Linked DNA regions of Homo sapiens: region 1 is linked to region 2. A link is an interaction called in ENCODE POLR2A ChIA-PET data of the cell type or tissue named here. Cell type or tissue: PC-3. All regions are shown on one strand.

Evidence for each region. Peaks named below come from ENCODE experiments on the same cell type or tissue, not always from the same donor. Only the 100,000 strongest peaks of a DNase experiment are listed, where the experiment ranks them.
Region 1: POLR2A ChIA-PET joins it to region 2 with 12 read pairs; 5 of 35 experiments call an interaction of 5 or more read pairs at or near these places.

What each region holds. Positions count from the first base shown.
Region 1 is chr1:168,297,449-168,305,448 of GRCh38, reverse strand. It overlaps TBX19 (T-box transcription factor 19), which reads right to left. Exons shown (of 8, transcript NM_005149.3): 4 at 7,664-7,725; 5 at 4,966-5,027; 6 at 253-441. Among named protein-coding and RNA genes, the nearest start is that of TBX19, 21 kb to the right of the region's middle. In PC-3, no CTCF peak of the experiment used is centred here; DNase peaks (open chromatin) are centred at 1,508 and 3,588; H3K4me3 peaks cover 421 bases; H3K27ac peaks cover 2,106 bases.
Region 2 is chr1:168,246,903-168,254,902 of GRCh38, reverse strand. It overlaps SFT2D2 (SFT2 domain containing 2), which reads right to left. Exons shown (of 8, transcript NM_199344.3): 8 at 1,882-8,000. It also overlaps the pseudogene ANKRD36BP1. Among named protein-coding and RNA genes, the nearest start is that of SFT2D2, 25 kb to the right of the region's middle. In PC-3, no CTCF peak of the experiment used is centred here; no DNase peak of the experiment used is centred here.

The DNA.
Region 1 (8,000 bases), 51 kb before region 2:
TTAGAAACCAGGAGACTGGGGGTTTTATGAAATAATTTTTTTAAAAAAAACTAAGATTGTTATACCTAGTTAATCAAATATTTGTACATAAAATAACAATAAAATAAAACACAAAAACAATCATATCATAGATGTATATTAGATGACGGGGTTCCATCTTTAGCTACTCCTTTTCCTAGCTGTTTATCCATTTCTCCTGACTGCCCCCACCCCAGCCCATACCCCAAGGGTTTAATCAGCAGAGTCACAGACCTGAGGGAGAATGGTTTCTGTGCATGTACGCAGAAGGGTAGGGAGCCTGCCGGTGTCCTCGGAGACCCGAATAGTGCTCACAGCCATGGTGGGTGTGGGGAGCAGGCAGAGGCAGAGGAGCGGCATACTGGTAATTGGAGTTTCCTGCTGTGCACACTCCATCTGGATTGGAAAAGATCCAGCCTCCCACTAAAATAGACAAGAGGAATACACCAAGACTGAGTCTGTGAACTCCCACACCAAAAATCAGGTGACCAGCTACTTTACACAGCTACAATTCTTGTAAATGACACTGATGCCAGCCTGTGTGATGGTGCCAGCCTGTGTGGTGGTACCATCCCCTAGCTGCCACTGCCCTTGCCCATGAGCAGCTAACTTGGCTTCTCTGGAAATGCATGACCAGTCCTGAAACTGCCTTTGCAAAAATTGTATCAGTGAGAAAATTTTGGCAGTTGAAGACTTCTGATCTACCCAATCTCCCTCTTGCCTTTAGCCTTCAAGCTGCCAAGCTAGCTTTGGGAGACATTTAGCTTATAGTTTAAATAATAGTAATCCTTCTCTAAAACTCAACTGCCTTTGTAAAGCTAATGAAAGACTACCAGGCTAGGAGCATAGAGGAGCCTGAATTCTGCTAAGATGTAGACACAAATGATTGCCAGCCATTATTCCAGACTTTACAATATACGCAACTTTCCCAATTACTCCTGCAGATAACATCACTATTGTAGAACCTAAGATAGGCCTTTAGAGATATCTTTTCAGGTTTTTGGCATATCTGACACCAGTGGCTCCACCTGGACCCACCAACCCCACCTGTGGCCCCACCCAGAAGTGACTCAGCACCAGAGGACAGCTTCAATTCCCTGTGATTTCATCTCTGATCCAACCAATCAGCAGCAAGCACCTATTGTCTAGCTACCCCCACTTCTTCCCTGAAATTGCCTCTGAAAAAGGTAACCTAACCTACAAGTTTTTGAAGAGATTGATTTGAGTAAGAGCTCTGTCCCCAAAATGGCATGGCCAGATTCATGTCTATTAAACTCTTTCTTTATTGCAACGCTGTGGTCTTTGTGTCAGAGGTGTTTGAACCAGAGTGACTCCATCTTGAATAGGGGCCGGGTAAAGTGAGGCTGAGACCTACTGGGCTGCATTCCCAGGTGGTTAGGAATTCTTAGTCACAGGATAAGATAGGAGGTGAGCACAACATACAACAAAGGCCTTGCTGATAAAACAGGATGCAGTAAATAAGCCGGCCAAAACCCACCAAAACCAAGATGGCAATGAAAATGACCTCTGGTTATCCTCACTGCTAGTTATATGCGAATCATAATGCATTAGAATGCTAAAAGACACTTCAACAAGCACCATGATAGTTTACAAATGCCATGGCAATGTCAGGAAGTTACCCTATGCGGTCTAAAAAGGGGAGAAATCAACCCTCAGCTGTGGGAATTGCCCGCCCCTTTCCTGAAAAACTTATGAATAATCCACCCCCTGTATAGCATATAATCAAGAAATAACTATAAGTATACTCAGTTGAGCAGCCCATGCCTCTGTTCTGCCTATGAAGTAGCCATTCTTTTATTCCTTTACTTTCTAAATAAACTTGCTTTCACTTTACTCTGTGGACTTGCCCTGAATTCTTTCTTGCATGAGGTCCAAGAACCCTTTGTTGGGGTCTGGATCAGGACCCCTTCTCAGTAACATCTTTTTGTGCAACCAGCAGGAAGAACCTATCAGGTGGTTACAGTCCTATCAAAGGACTCTATCAAAGGGTGGAAAACCTCTAAAGCAACACTGGAATATAGCAATATGAAATACGATGAGTTCATGTCCTTTGTAGGGACATGGATGAAGGTGGAAACCATCATTCTCAGCAAACTATCGCAAGGACAAAAAACCAAACACCGCATGTTCTCACTCATAGGTGGGAATTGAACAATGAGAGCACATGGACACAGGAAGGGGAACATCACACACCAGGACCTGTCGTGGGGTAGTGGGAGTGGGGAGGGATAGCATTAGGAGATATATCTAATGTAAATGACGAGTTAATGGGTACAGCACACCAACATGGCACATGTATACATATGTAACAAACCTGCACGTTGTGAACATGTACCCTAGAACTTAAAGTATAACAAAAATAAATAAATAAATAAATAAAAAGAAATACTATCTGAATGCAGAAGTTAATAGAAATGCAAAGTTAAGGTGCTTCAGGCTTAATTAAAATAAAAGGCAGTCTAGGAGGCATTACACGTATATGTAACTCATGGACCTTCAGCTACCAGGGAAGGTAGGGAATGATTAATGTGGTTACGCAGGAAGAGTGAAAGCCTCTCTATTTCTGCCGAGTGTGAAGGTGCCTTCAGTTCTCACTCTAAGCAAGAGATATCATGATGCCTTCCAACCCCACCCCACAAAGAGAATTCTGACAGCACAGAAAGGGAGAGCTGGCCTAGCACAACTTGACAGCAAGCATTTTGGGGTTTTTTTTTGGTTTTGGGGTTTTTTTCCTTTTTTCTTCTTTTTCATTCCACTTATTTACTGGCAGGCAGCAAGCATTTTGCAGAATATTTTGGACGACTGCAAAATGTTTTGTAGAAAGATTCTGAACAGAAGACTATTTCGAGTGAGTTTATGGGCAAAGACTGAGACTTAGTACTGCAGGCCCCAAAACAAGAAGCTTGTTCTCCCGCTGACCATGCCTCAGCTAAGGGATCAGTGGATGGGGATTCAGATAGAAACAGAGCTGTTCCTTAAGAACATTGGCTAAGGATTGTCACCTGGGCTTCGGCAATGAGGAAATGGAGCTTGATATTAGAACCCACCGCCTTCGCTTAATACTTTTTAAGTACAAGTAAGCAAATTGTACAAAGTTCATATTACAATCATTCCCAACAAATCCTTTTGTCATCTTCATTTTCCCAGAGTTGCACAAACTTATGGCCCAAGGGGTCCCCATCTGACTAACAGAATCAAGATTCATGCACCCAGCGGGCAAAACCAGGCAAGTGGCCCCTCAGAACCAGACTTTGCCACATATAATGTACACACCTCAAGAAGTTTGCTGAGAAGATTGCAACACATGAACTTTGAACTCCTATGGTTCTGCACATGGCCCTAACCTAGAAAACGAGGTTTTTATTCCAGTTCATTCCACCTAAAGGAAAAAACTGAGGGGGAAGTGATAAAAGAAAAACAGCTCAGAACAGTCTGAGTTATGTGAGGCATGCAAAATTTATCAGACCCAGAGGGATGTGAGTGTGAGGAGCAGCTTCAGTCAAGGGCACCCCCTGCACCCATGCCTGGGGGCAATTCTTTAAAGGCATTTTTGTTCCTGACTAGCTGCCTCACCCATTATCTTCACGTTCCTGGAATGTGTGATACAAAGAACAATATATAACCAATCAGCAGCTCATGTTACAGTAGACAGTTTATGAATCACCTCTTATTTTTCCCTTTAAAAATCCACTTGTAACTGCTGCTAACCCAAGTATATATTCAGGGGAACTTGAATCTGTGCTCCCAAGCTGTAGTCCTCAAACTTGACCCAAATAAACTTTTTACTTATATTAATGTTGCCTCAGTTTTTTCATTTAGGTTGACAGTCATTTTTAAAGAGTGCTTTTCGGCCGGGGGCAATGGCTCATGCCTGTAATCCCGGCACTTTGGGAGGTCGAGGCAGGCGGATCACAAGGTCAGGAGTTCAAGACCAGCCTGGCCTATATGGTGAAACCCCATCTCTACCAAAAATACAAAAATTAGCCGGGCATGGTGGCACATGCCTGTGGGCCCAGCTGCTCGAGAGGCTGAGGGAGAGGAGTCACTTGAACCCGGGAGGCGGAGGTTGCAGTGAGCCAAGACTGGGCCATTGCACTCCAGCCTGGGCAACAGAGCGAGACTCCATCTCAAAAAAAAAAGAGTGCTTTTCTGAGAGCTGCTTCTCTTTATGCGGCTATACTCCCAGGTCTGTTATGGAAGGTGCAGTAAGATTGAAGGGAAGGAAGAAGTAAAGAACTCTGCAGCTGGCAAACTGCATAAGGGATCTTTGCAAGCCAATATAATCCAAATTAAAGAGGGTTTCAGACATCAGGGTTAACTTTCCTACTCTGATGTCACTGATCGTGGGTTGCATTGCAGCTGCAGAGGATTCCCTCCACCATCCTGGGACATGGACAAGGTAACACCCTGATGGGAACATCCAACACTACCTTCAGAATCCCAGCTATATTACTCCACCTCTTCCTACAGCCTTCCAGCCCACAAATAAAGACTCTTCCCCATGGAGGCTACAGCCTGCATGACACATTGCTATGGGAACCAACTCCAAAATTAGCAAACACTAAGAACAGGAGAACTCCAAAACAGAGAGACCAGAGTGGCAAGCATAACGTTAGGAGGCAAGCCGAGAACACACTGTTGAGGGCTCAGAGCCTTACTGACAAGAAAACCAGAGTCTAAGAAATTCATCATTTTCATTCTTATCTCCTGCCTAAGACTTTTTTAAGTCTCTTAAGCCTAGGACCATTGGCTCTCTCTCTGGAATTCTGGAAAGGGCACAAATTTGTCCTTAATAGAATAAACTGTGTGTTGGGTTTTGATTTGGAAGTCCTTAAGCAGTCCTGACAGGCAAAGAGTCTGAGTGTGGAAGGAGCTGGCTCCAGGTACAGCCCCACGCACCTCCCGCCTCATGTACACCCAACTCACAGTGAGAATAGGTCACATGCTGGCTCTCAGAGATAGCCTCCGGTACGTCTCTTAGGTGATTTCTGAAAGAGTAAAGAAAATGCACCATGGCTGTCCAACTTTTTATGTATGTCCACTATAAAGCATACCCAAAATTCTCCTTGAAGAGCAATCAATTTCTTAGAATAAGAAAACCAAACACCTTTTTCCTAAGCTCCTGTCCTTCCCCATTCTCCTTCCTTCGGGGTGCTGTCTCTACTTGTGCAATTGCTCTTGGAGTTGCAGTTTTACTGTTTACCCCTCTTTACCACATTTACAGCTATCCCTGTTTATTTTGATCTGAATAATTTGGGGATATTGCTCCTGACTGACAAGATTCAAGCAATAATAACAGCACAATTCCATGGCACAATTACATATGTGATATGCTAGATCCACCAATGACCCTGTGAGGGAAATATTAACATATTTTTCTAATTTTGTAGATTAGAAAAGTGGATCTCGAGGAGGTAAACTGACTTATGCAAGAACAAACAGCCAGTAAATTACAGAGCAAGGATTCAGTCAGGACCTCTTACTCAAAGTCCTAAATTCTTTGTATTATACCATGCTACTGTCACTTTGAATCTAGATTGTGTCATCTCACATATCAGTTTATCCTTTAGGCCTTTTGTTAACTGAAAACGTTATAAGTGTGTCTTGTATATCATCATAATTTATTCCAATATTGGAGCTAGGCACAGTAGCTCACTCCTGCAATCTCAGCAACTAAGGAGGCGGAGGCAGGAGGATCACTTGAGGCCAGGAGTTTGAGACTGTCTGGGCAACATACTGAGAGCCCCTGTCTCTTTAAAAAAAACACATAGCCAGGCATGGTGGCACATGCCTGTAGTCCCCACTACTTGGGAGGCTGAAGCAGGAGGATAGCTTGAGCCCAGGAATTTAAGGCTGCAATGAGCTATATCACACCACTGTACTCCAGTCCGCGTGATAGAGCAAGACCCCATCTCTAAAATAATAATAATAATATATTCAAATATTGGACAGGACAGGGTCATGTGATGCATCATTATGAACATCTGTCCATTAATCTAGAGCCTTATCAGAGCCTTTAAGGTGAACAGGAAAGATTAGACAGTTATAAAAACTATTTAAAAGATTTGAAACTCAAGCAATAAAATCTGAACATTAAAAAGATAATCATATTATACTGTAGGCTTTGTCAATTAAAAAGTCAGTGATAAGCACCATCATCTTCTTTTTCCTGGGATGCAAAAGACATAGAGTCTGGGCACGGTGGCTCAAGCCTGTCATCTCAGCAATTTGGGAGGCCGAGGCGAGTGGATGACCTGAGGTCAGGAGTTCAAGACCAGCCTGGCCAACATGGCAAAACCCTGTCTCCACTAAAAATAAAACATAAAAAATTAGCTGGGCATGGTGGTGGCCACCTGTAATCCCAGCTACTAGGGAGGCTGAGACATGAGAATCGCTTGCACCCAGGAAGCAGAAGTTGCAGTGAGCCAAGATAGTGCCACTCCAGCCTGACTCTGTCTCAAAAAAAAAAAAGAAAGAAGGAAGGAAGAATGAAAGAAAGAGAGAGAGAGAGAAAGAAAGAAAGAAAGAAAGAAAGAAAGAAAGAAAGAAAGAAAGAAAGAAAGAAAGAAAGAAAGAAAGAAAGAAAGGAAGGGAGGGAGGGAGGGAGGGGAGGAGAGGAGAGGAGGGAGGGAAGGGAAGGGAAGGGAATGGAAGGGAAGGGAAGAAGGAAAGCTAGGAAGGAAAGGAAGGAAAGGAGGGAAGCAAAGGAAGGAAGGAAAGGAAGAAAGAAAAAGAAGGAAGGAAGGAAAAGAAGGAAAGGGAAAGAAGGGAAAGAAAGAAAGGAAAAAAGAGAGAAAGGAAGGAAGAAAGAAAAGATATAGAGATGGCAGGTCGCTGCCCCGAAGTAGCAGAATCATCACTCATACCCCCAGAAGTCTCCGACTTCTTTTCTCAGCAGAGGAAATGTGAACCTGTCTCCATTTTTCACTTTTCCTAGGCTAAATGTAGTTTTAAAAAAGCAATTTATTAATGCCATGCTACTCAGAAGTAATTAGGAAAAAGGCAGAGTGAATTATTATAAATCTAAATCATTTAATTTTTTTAATGTGATTGTGCTACTTTCAAGAATTCATAGTAAAACAGGTCTTTAAAAAAAATTGTTAGTTAACAGTTCTCCCGGATCCCTATTATAACGAATAGATAATTATGATTTGAATTTTCTAGATGTTGTTGAATATTGAATTGAATATTGAAAGCCTATTTCTTTTTTTTCTGAGACGGAGTCTCGCTCTGTCGCCCAGGCTGGAATGCAGTGGCGCCATCTCGGCTCACTGCAAGCTCCGCCTCCCGGGTTCACGCCATTCTCCTGCCTCAGCCTCCCGAGTAGCTGGGACTACAGGCGCCCGCCACCACACCCGGCTAATTTTTTGCATTTTTAGTAGAGACGGGGTTTCACCATGTTAGCCAGGATGGTCTCGATCTCCTGATCTCGTAATCTGCCCGCCTCGGCCTCCCAAAGTGCTGGGATTACAGGCATGAGCCACCGCACCTGGCCGAAAGCCTATTTCTATAAAAGGTAATGAAAGTGCTACTAGTCTAGTTCCTTTCAAGATAATCATAAATTCCACATTTGTATTTGCATAAATCATTCATTAGAAGATTTCACTAAAATTTCTTTACTTACCTTTCCTTGGCATCCAAGAAGGCTTTGGCAAAAGGATTGTACTTGATTTTGAGAGCCGTTATCTTGCATTTACAAAGACAAGAAGTGTTAGTAAAAGTAGGATACACATGGGCAAACAGAACCCTTTGTCTTCTGTAAAACCAGTTTAATTCCCTCTCTTTTCCTTCCCTTTCCCACCAGGCACGATGGCTTATGCCTGTAATCCCAGCACTCTGAGAGGCAGAGGCCCTTTCCATCTTTGCTTACTCCAGCACTTAATCACCACTGCGCTGTCTCTGGCAAAGGACATTTTATCATTGCATGTGGTGAAAATGCTAATGCCATGTAAAGTGAGAAA
Region 2 (8,000 bases):
ACTATAATGAAATTAAATTAGAAATCAAGAGATCTGCAAAATCCCCAAATGTTTAGAAGTTAACATGCTTATAAGTAATCAATGAGTCAAAAAAGAAATCACAGAAGACAAGAAAATATTTTGAATTGAATTAAAAACACAGTATATAAAAATTTGTAAGATACAGCTAATGCAGTGCTGAAAAGGAAATTTATGGCTTAAATGCTATTAGAAAAAAGACGTAAAAATCAATGGTTTAGGCTTCTACTTTAAATAGCTACAGAACAAATTAAACCCAAAGTATGTGTAAGAAAGAAAATAGGCCGGGTGTGGTGGCTCATGCCTGTAATCCCAGCACTTTGGGAGGATGAGGCAGACGGATCACCTGAGGTCAGGAGTTCGAGACCAGTCTGACCAACATGGAAAAACCCATCTCTACTAAAAAAATACAAAATTAGCCAGGTGTGGTGGCACATGCCTATCATCCCAGCTACTCAGGAGGCTGAAGCAGAAGAATCTCTCGAACCCGGGAGGCAGAGGTTGCAGTGAGCCGAGATCATGCCATTGCACTCCAGCCTGGGCAACGAGAGCAAAACTCCATCTCAAAAAAAAAAAAAAAGAAAGAAAATAAGAGGAAAAAATCAAATAATAGACAATGAACATTGAAAATCAATGAATCCAAATACTGGTTCTTTTATTGTAAAACATAACACAATAGAAAAGTACACAAACAAAAAAATACATATATAGCACAATGATTTATCAAATACCATTGAACTACCACATGGTCTTTGAAAAAAGACCATGACCAGCACCCAGAGGCACCCTCACATCATTTCCCCTCCCAATCCCTATTCTCTCTGTCCCTCTCAAAGTAATGACTATTCTAACTCACGCAAATAACTTCCTTGCTTTTCATTATTTTATCACCAATGGAAGCACCAAAGAACTTGAAAGTCCAGAGTTATTTTACCTATTTTCTTAAACTTCATATGATAACACAATAGGTACTAGATACATCTGTTGGCCATTCACATATCTGGCTTTGTGTGTTCAAATCTTAACCAAGTTGCCTTTGAAAAGATCAATGAAAAAAGCTGCCAACCTTCTACCTACACTAAGCAAGGCAAGAGAAGGCTCAAATTACCAACATTAGCAATGAAAGAAAGGACATAAGTAGAAATCTTACAAATATTAAAATAGGGAAACATCATGAACAACTTTACACCAATTAGACAACCTACTTTACACAAAATAACTAAACCAGCTAGGTGTGTAGGAATATACCAAAATAGGCCAGGCACAGTGGCTCAGGTCTATAATCCCAGCACTTTGGGAAGCTGAGGCAGGTGGATCACCTGAGGTCAGGAGTTCAGGACCAGCCTGGCCAACATGGTGAAACCTCGTCTCTACTAAAAATACAAAAATTAGCTGGGTGTGGTGCGCTACTGTAATCCCAGCTACTTCGGAGGCTGAGGCACAAGAATCACTTGAACCTGGGAGGCCGAGGTTGCAGTGAGCCAAGAACACACCACTGCATTCCAGCCTGGGCAGCAGAGTGAGACTCCATCTCAAAAATATATATATTTATTTGTTTGTATGTATGTATGTATGTATGTATGTGTGTGTGTATTTTTTTTCCAAAATAAACACTTAAGGAAATGTCTTACTTTTTAAAAACCTTCCAAACTGTCCCTAGACCCATGTGAAACCCTAAGTCATTTAAAAGAGAGGACTACATGTCAGGTTAGGTCCCCCAAAACATCTTTAAGTGCCTATAATGTGTGCTACACACTGAGAATTCAAATTAAAGATACGGTTTTTTCTTACAGTTCTACAGTCTTCCTTTGGCTTAAAGACTCCTGGAAATACAGACATGAGTAAGAGACAACACTAGATTTATTAAAGATCATAATGCTATCATTTATTGAAGAAAGAAAGCAAAAAAAACTAACAATTGTGATGGGGGAGGAGAGACAGCTTGGCAACATTCCTTTTAAAGTTAAGTTAGCATAAAGAAAACAATATTTAGTAAATGAAATAGATTTTCAAGGTAGGAAAAGTAGTACTCAAGAATGTATTTTTGGATACAAAAATTCAGTTACACAATCAGTAGCATTCAAAATTAGTTATGAGTATTTATACAATTACAAAAATGGATTCATGTTTTAACAACGTATTTTAAAAGCTCAAACATTTTAAAACAGGCACAATATTCTAAAGGCATATGCATTCACCATGGGCTTTTGAATGTCCTCACTCCCAACTTCACAATCAAAATCTACAGAAGCGGCAAAAGATCAGAGTTCAGAGGGCTATTTTTTTTTTCCCTTTCCTTACTTAAGGTTGCAAACACATTGACAGAGGCAAAATAAACACGTTTCATAGCAGAAAGACCAAAAAATTGAATGTAAACCATAGCTCTCCCTTGGGAGATTACACAAATACAAGGTTCATCTGTACTTAGAACAAGGCTCATAACTTCTTGTAGCATGGACATTCAACAGGCACAGAGCAACAACATTCACCCAAATACCAGCTGCAATTTGTCCTTTAAGGATGCCTCACAAGGATATTATGTCCAGGTAGCTAGTCCATTTATATCGGGGACCAGTTGTCCTTTTGTTGTTTGTGGCTGTTTATTAAATGTAGTGGCACAACTTTGTTGTGAATATGTACCATCATTTGCTACAATCTAGACAGATCATCCTGTCTACAAAAAATCATTTTCTACATTTCTAAGACCATTATCAGTTTATCTGCTCCTGCTAGAAAAGGACATACTTTTTGTCAATTTACATTAACAAAGGCTCTGCTACTCCCCATTTACTCGCTGCAATGAAAACTGGTAAGCCAAGGGTAAAGCTTAAGTATCAGGGACTATGAATTTAGGGTAGAAGTGAAAATAACCAAAGTGGAACTAAATCCCCTATTCTTGAGTGCAACTGAGATCAAGTAAACTTCGCTGGACTTTCTTCTTAACTATAAAACTATTAACCAGAAGGTAAAGTCACACAATTTTACCTCCCAACAAACTTTTAAAATAAAAATTTCCAAAAAATTTAGATGTCTAGGTTTTGTTATATCTTACCAAGAGTTACACAGACATAAATTTGTATTTAACTTCAGTTAAACATCTATTCACTTTTTAAAAATGCTGTCTGCAAATAAACTACTGGACATCTTAAGCTTACTAAAAAAAACTTAAGATTTTTAAATTAAAAAAAAAAAACTAGGACAAAAATCTAGCAAATGGTTTCACGTACCTTTAAACACTGATTCTTAAAAATTTATATGCTGAAAATGAGGTTTGAGAATACGTATTTTAAACCATTTATAATCCTACCGTCGACTCTAGTCAGAAGTTATCTGAGCAAAGAGAAAATAAAGCCTGGCGTAGACAGTCCCATAGAAAATAGAATCCATAGCCACTGGGCTGCCCTTCAATTTCCCAATTCATTCCACTAAGTCTCATGATGCAAATCTGTCACTTTCATAGAGCTATCAAAAACAGAAGCCAAGCCAGATCCTCCACACTTTAAGATATGGTTCCTTATTATCTATTTTAACAGAAGTATCAAAAAGTGATTTTTTTTTTTATTTATTTTTGAGACAGAGTCTCACTCTGTTGCTCAGGCTGGAGTGCAGGGGTGCGATCTCGGCTCACTGAACTTCCACCTCCTGGGTTCAAGCAATTCTTGTGCCTCAGCCTCCCTCCCAAGTAGCTGGGATTATAGGCGCACACCAGCTAGCCTGGCTGATTTTTTTGCTGTTGTATTTTTTGTAGAGATGGGGTTTTGCCATGTTGGCCAGGCTGGTCTTGAACTCCTGACCTCAAGCGATCCACCCACCTCAGCCTCCCAAAGTGCTCAGATTACAGGTGTGAGCCACTGCACCCAGCCAAAAGGTAATTTTATTTGGAATGCATTTCATGATTTTATTTCTTGCTCCCTGAGCCTGCAGTGATTAGGGTGGAAGGGAAGTGGCACTCAGGCAGATAATTCACAAAGTCACCACACAAGGGTGATAGATGATCCACCACTGAGATAATCAACCCAGTGAAAATGCTACACTGGGGACCATGTTTTGCCCTTCCCAGACAAGACATCTTGAGCTAGGATCTGAGCTACGGCTATGCAGAGGAGCAGAACTGAAGGCTCCGTTTGAGCCCTTTCTGCAAAAGGGGATGCATTTCAGATAATGAGACAAGAGACGGGAGTGAGTTAGTACACAGCACGCCCAATACCCAACAAGCAGCCTCAGAGAGACTGGGAGAAGGGGGAGAGGGGACTGGAAGCCATCTCTTCTGTTCTGAAGGGCAGTGCTCCTCCCAAGACAGCACTCAGAGAGCCAACAGCCCAGGGCAGATCACGCCAGGACAGTGCTTCCATATGGCTGGCTGAGCACCATATTCCAATCTGCAAAAGAGTCACCTTATTGGTTCCCTTAACTTCCAAAATGCAGCAAGCCCTCCTTCACCCAGCAGTGAACGGAAGGGAAGGGAATGCAGGGCAGCAGGGAGACAGAGACCATCATTAACTACAGGTCTGAAACCCTAATTCTTTACTCACTCATCAGGTTGCTTTTAATCACTGCTGTTGCTTGGTAACAGGTTTCAGCAGATTTGAAATGGATTTCTTCCTCCCACAGTCTAACAAAAACAAGTAGGGAAACAACCAAAGAATAAGGCAACTTAAGGAAAAACGCAGGAAGACCCTGGGAGGCAGGGTCATGCAAAAGCTGCCAATGGTGTCCTGATGGGAGCTGTCTGAGCAAACTGGCCACAGGCCGTGAGTGAAAGCAAAGCAGAAGCCTTTCTACAAGACCCATCTCCTGCCAAGAACCCCTCCCTGACGCCTCCACTCGTGGGGTCTGGGATAGGCTCTTTACCTTCTCAGAGGATGGAGGCAATACCATTCACTGGGCAGTCACTGTGAATATTGAATGAGATAAAACATGGCAGTGTCTACAGCGCCGGGCACATAGTACTAGATAAGTATTTGTTAAATAAATTAATGATCGGAGACATTCACTCTCATCTTCCAAAGTTGTCAGTTATTTCTGGGATTAAATAACACCTACCCTACTGAGACTCTACTTATGCCAAGCCCTATTCTAAGCACTTGACACGTCTCACTGACATCTTGCAATGACCCAGCAGGAACTGTTATTCCCACAATTTTTAAACAGATGAACAAACTGAGGAGCCAGAGGTTAGGTAACCTGTTCAAAATGACACAACTAGTATATGACTAGTCACAGCTCACAGCCAGATGCATCTGACTTCAAAGCCTACATTCACTACTAGTATGCTATACAGGTGACATCTTAAAAGGTACCTTGGCCTCATGTCCCACAAAGTCAATCCAGGCATTAAAAAGGACATGGGGCTGGGCATGGTGGCTCACGCCTGTAATCCCAGCACTTTGGGAGGCCGAGGCAGGAGGATCACTTGAGGTCAGGAGTTCGAGACCAGCCTGGCCAACATGGTGAAACCCTGTTTCTACTAAAAATACAAAAATTAGCCGGGTGTGGTGGCACATGCCTGTAGTCCCAGTTTCTTGGGAGGCTGAGGCACAAGAATCACTTGAACCCAGAAGGCAGAGGTTGCAGTGAGCTGAGATCATGCCACCGCACTCTAGCCTGGGAAACTGAGCAAAACTCCATTTCAAAATTAAAGCAGTGTGTAGAGGGAAATTTATAGCACTAAATGCCCACAAGAGAAAGCAGGAAAGATCTAAAATCAACACCCTAACATCACAATTAAAAGACCTAGAGAAGCAAGAGCAAACAAATTCAAAAGCTAGCAGAAGACAAGAAATAACTAAGATTAGAGCAGGACTGAAGGAGATAGAGACCACGAAAAAAACAATGAATCCAGGAGCTGGTTTTTTGAAAAGATCAACAAAATAGATAGACTGCTAGCCAGACTAATAAAGAAGAAAAGAGAGAAGAATCAAATAAATGCAATAAAAAATGATACAGGGGATATCACCACCGATACCACAGAAATACAAACTACCATTAGAGAATACTATAAACAACTCTACGCAAATAAAGTAGAAAATCTAGAAGAAATGGATAAATTCCTGGACATATACACCCTCCCAAGACTAAACCAGGAAGAAGTCGAGTTCCTGAATAGACCAATAACAAGTTCTGAAATTGAGGCAGTAATTAATAGCCTACCAACCATAAAAAGTCCAGGACCAGATGGATTCACAGCCGAATTCTACCAGAGGTACAAAAGGGAGCTGGTACCATTCCTTCTGAAACTATTCCAAACAATAGAAAAAGAGGGAATCCTCCCTAACTCAATAGATGCAGAAAAGGCATTCAACAAAATTCAACAGCCCTTCATGCTAAAAACTCTCAATAAACCAGGTATTGATGGAACGCATCTCAAAATAAGAAGAGCTATTTATGACAAACCCACAGCCAATATCATACTGAATGGGCAAAAACTAGAGGCATTCCCTTGGAAAACCAGCACAAGACAAGGATGCCCTCTCTCACCATTCCTACTCAACATAGTACTGGAAGTTCTGGCCAGGGCAATCAGGCAAGAGAAAGAAATAAAGGGTATTCAATTAGGAAAAGAGGAAGTCTTAAACGTAAGACCCAAAACCATAAAAACCCTAGAAGAAAACCTAGGCAATACCATTCAGGACATAGGCATAGGCAAAGACTTCACGACTAAAACACCAAAAGCAATGGCAACAAAAGCCAAAATAGACAAAATGAGATCTAATTAAACCAAAGAGCTTCTGCACAGCAAAAGAAACTATCATCAGAGTGAACAGGCAACCTACAGAATGGGAGAAAATTTTTGCAATCTATCCATCTGACAAAGGGCTAAGATCCAGAATCTACATAGAACTTAAACAAATTTATAAGAGCAAAACAACCCCATCGAAAAGTGGGCGAAGGATAGACACTTCTCAAAAGAAGATATTTATGCAGCCAACAAACATATGAAAAAATGCTCATCATCACTGGTCATTAGGGAAATGCAAATCAAAACCACCATCAGATGCCATCTCATGCCAGTTAGAATGGCAATCATTAAAAAGTGGCATGGTGGCCACAGATGCTGGAAAGGACAGGGAGAAATAGGAATACTTTTACACTGTTGGTGGGAGTGTAAATTAGTTCAACCATTGTGAAAGACAGTGTGGCGATTCCTCAAGGATCTAGAACTAGAAATACCATTTAACCCAGCAATCTCATTACTGGGTATATACCCAAAGGGTTATAAATCATTCTACTATAAAGACACATGCACATGTATGTTTACTGCAGCATTGTTCACAACAGCAAAGACTTGGAACCAACCCAAATGTCCATCAATTATAGACTGGATAAAGAAAATGTGGCATATATACACCCATGGAATAGTATTCAGCCATAAAAAAAGGATGAGTTCATGTCCTTTGTAGGGACATGGATGAAGCTGGAAACCATCATTCTCAGCAAACTAACACAAGAACAGAAAACCAAACACCACATGTTCTCACTCATAAGTGGGAGTTGAACAATGAGAACACATGGAAAAGGGAGGGGAACATCACATACCGGGGCCTGTCCGGGGGTGGGGGCTAGGGGAGGGATAACATTACATGTATACCTATGTAACAAACCCGCATGTTCTGCACATGTACCCCAGAACTTAAAGTATAATTTAAAAAAAGAAGTATTTCCAGAATCTCATATAAAAAAAGAAAATTAAAAATGCAGTTTATTTATGTAAAAGATCAGTGGAACTTAAAGATAATCACTGAGTGACTTACAGTAAAAATTAAAAAATGAAAAAGACTAGTGTACTACAAAAGAGACTATCTGAAAAAAAAGAAATATCACAGAATATCAAAAACTTGAATGGGAACAAGAACTCTGCAGTTTGAGATTTCTGATAGTCATGAAAAAGAAGAAGACCTGTTGCATAAAAACCATTTGATGCAAGATGAAATTGCCAGGCTCAGGCTGGAAATACACACAATAAAAAATCAAATCCTGGAAAA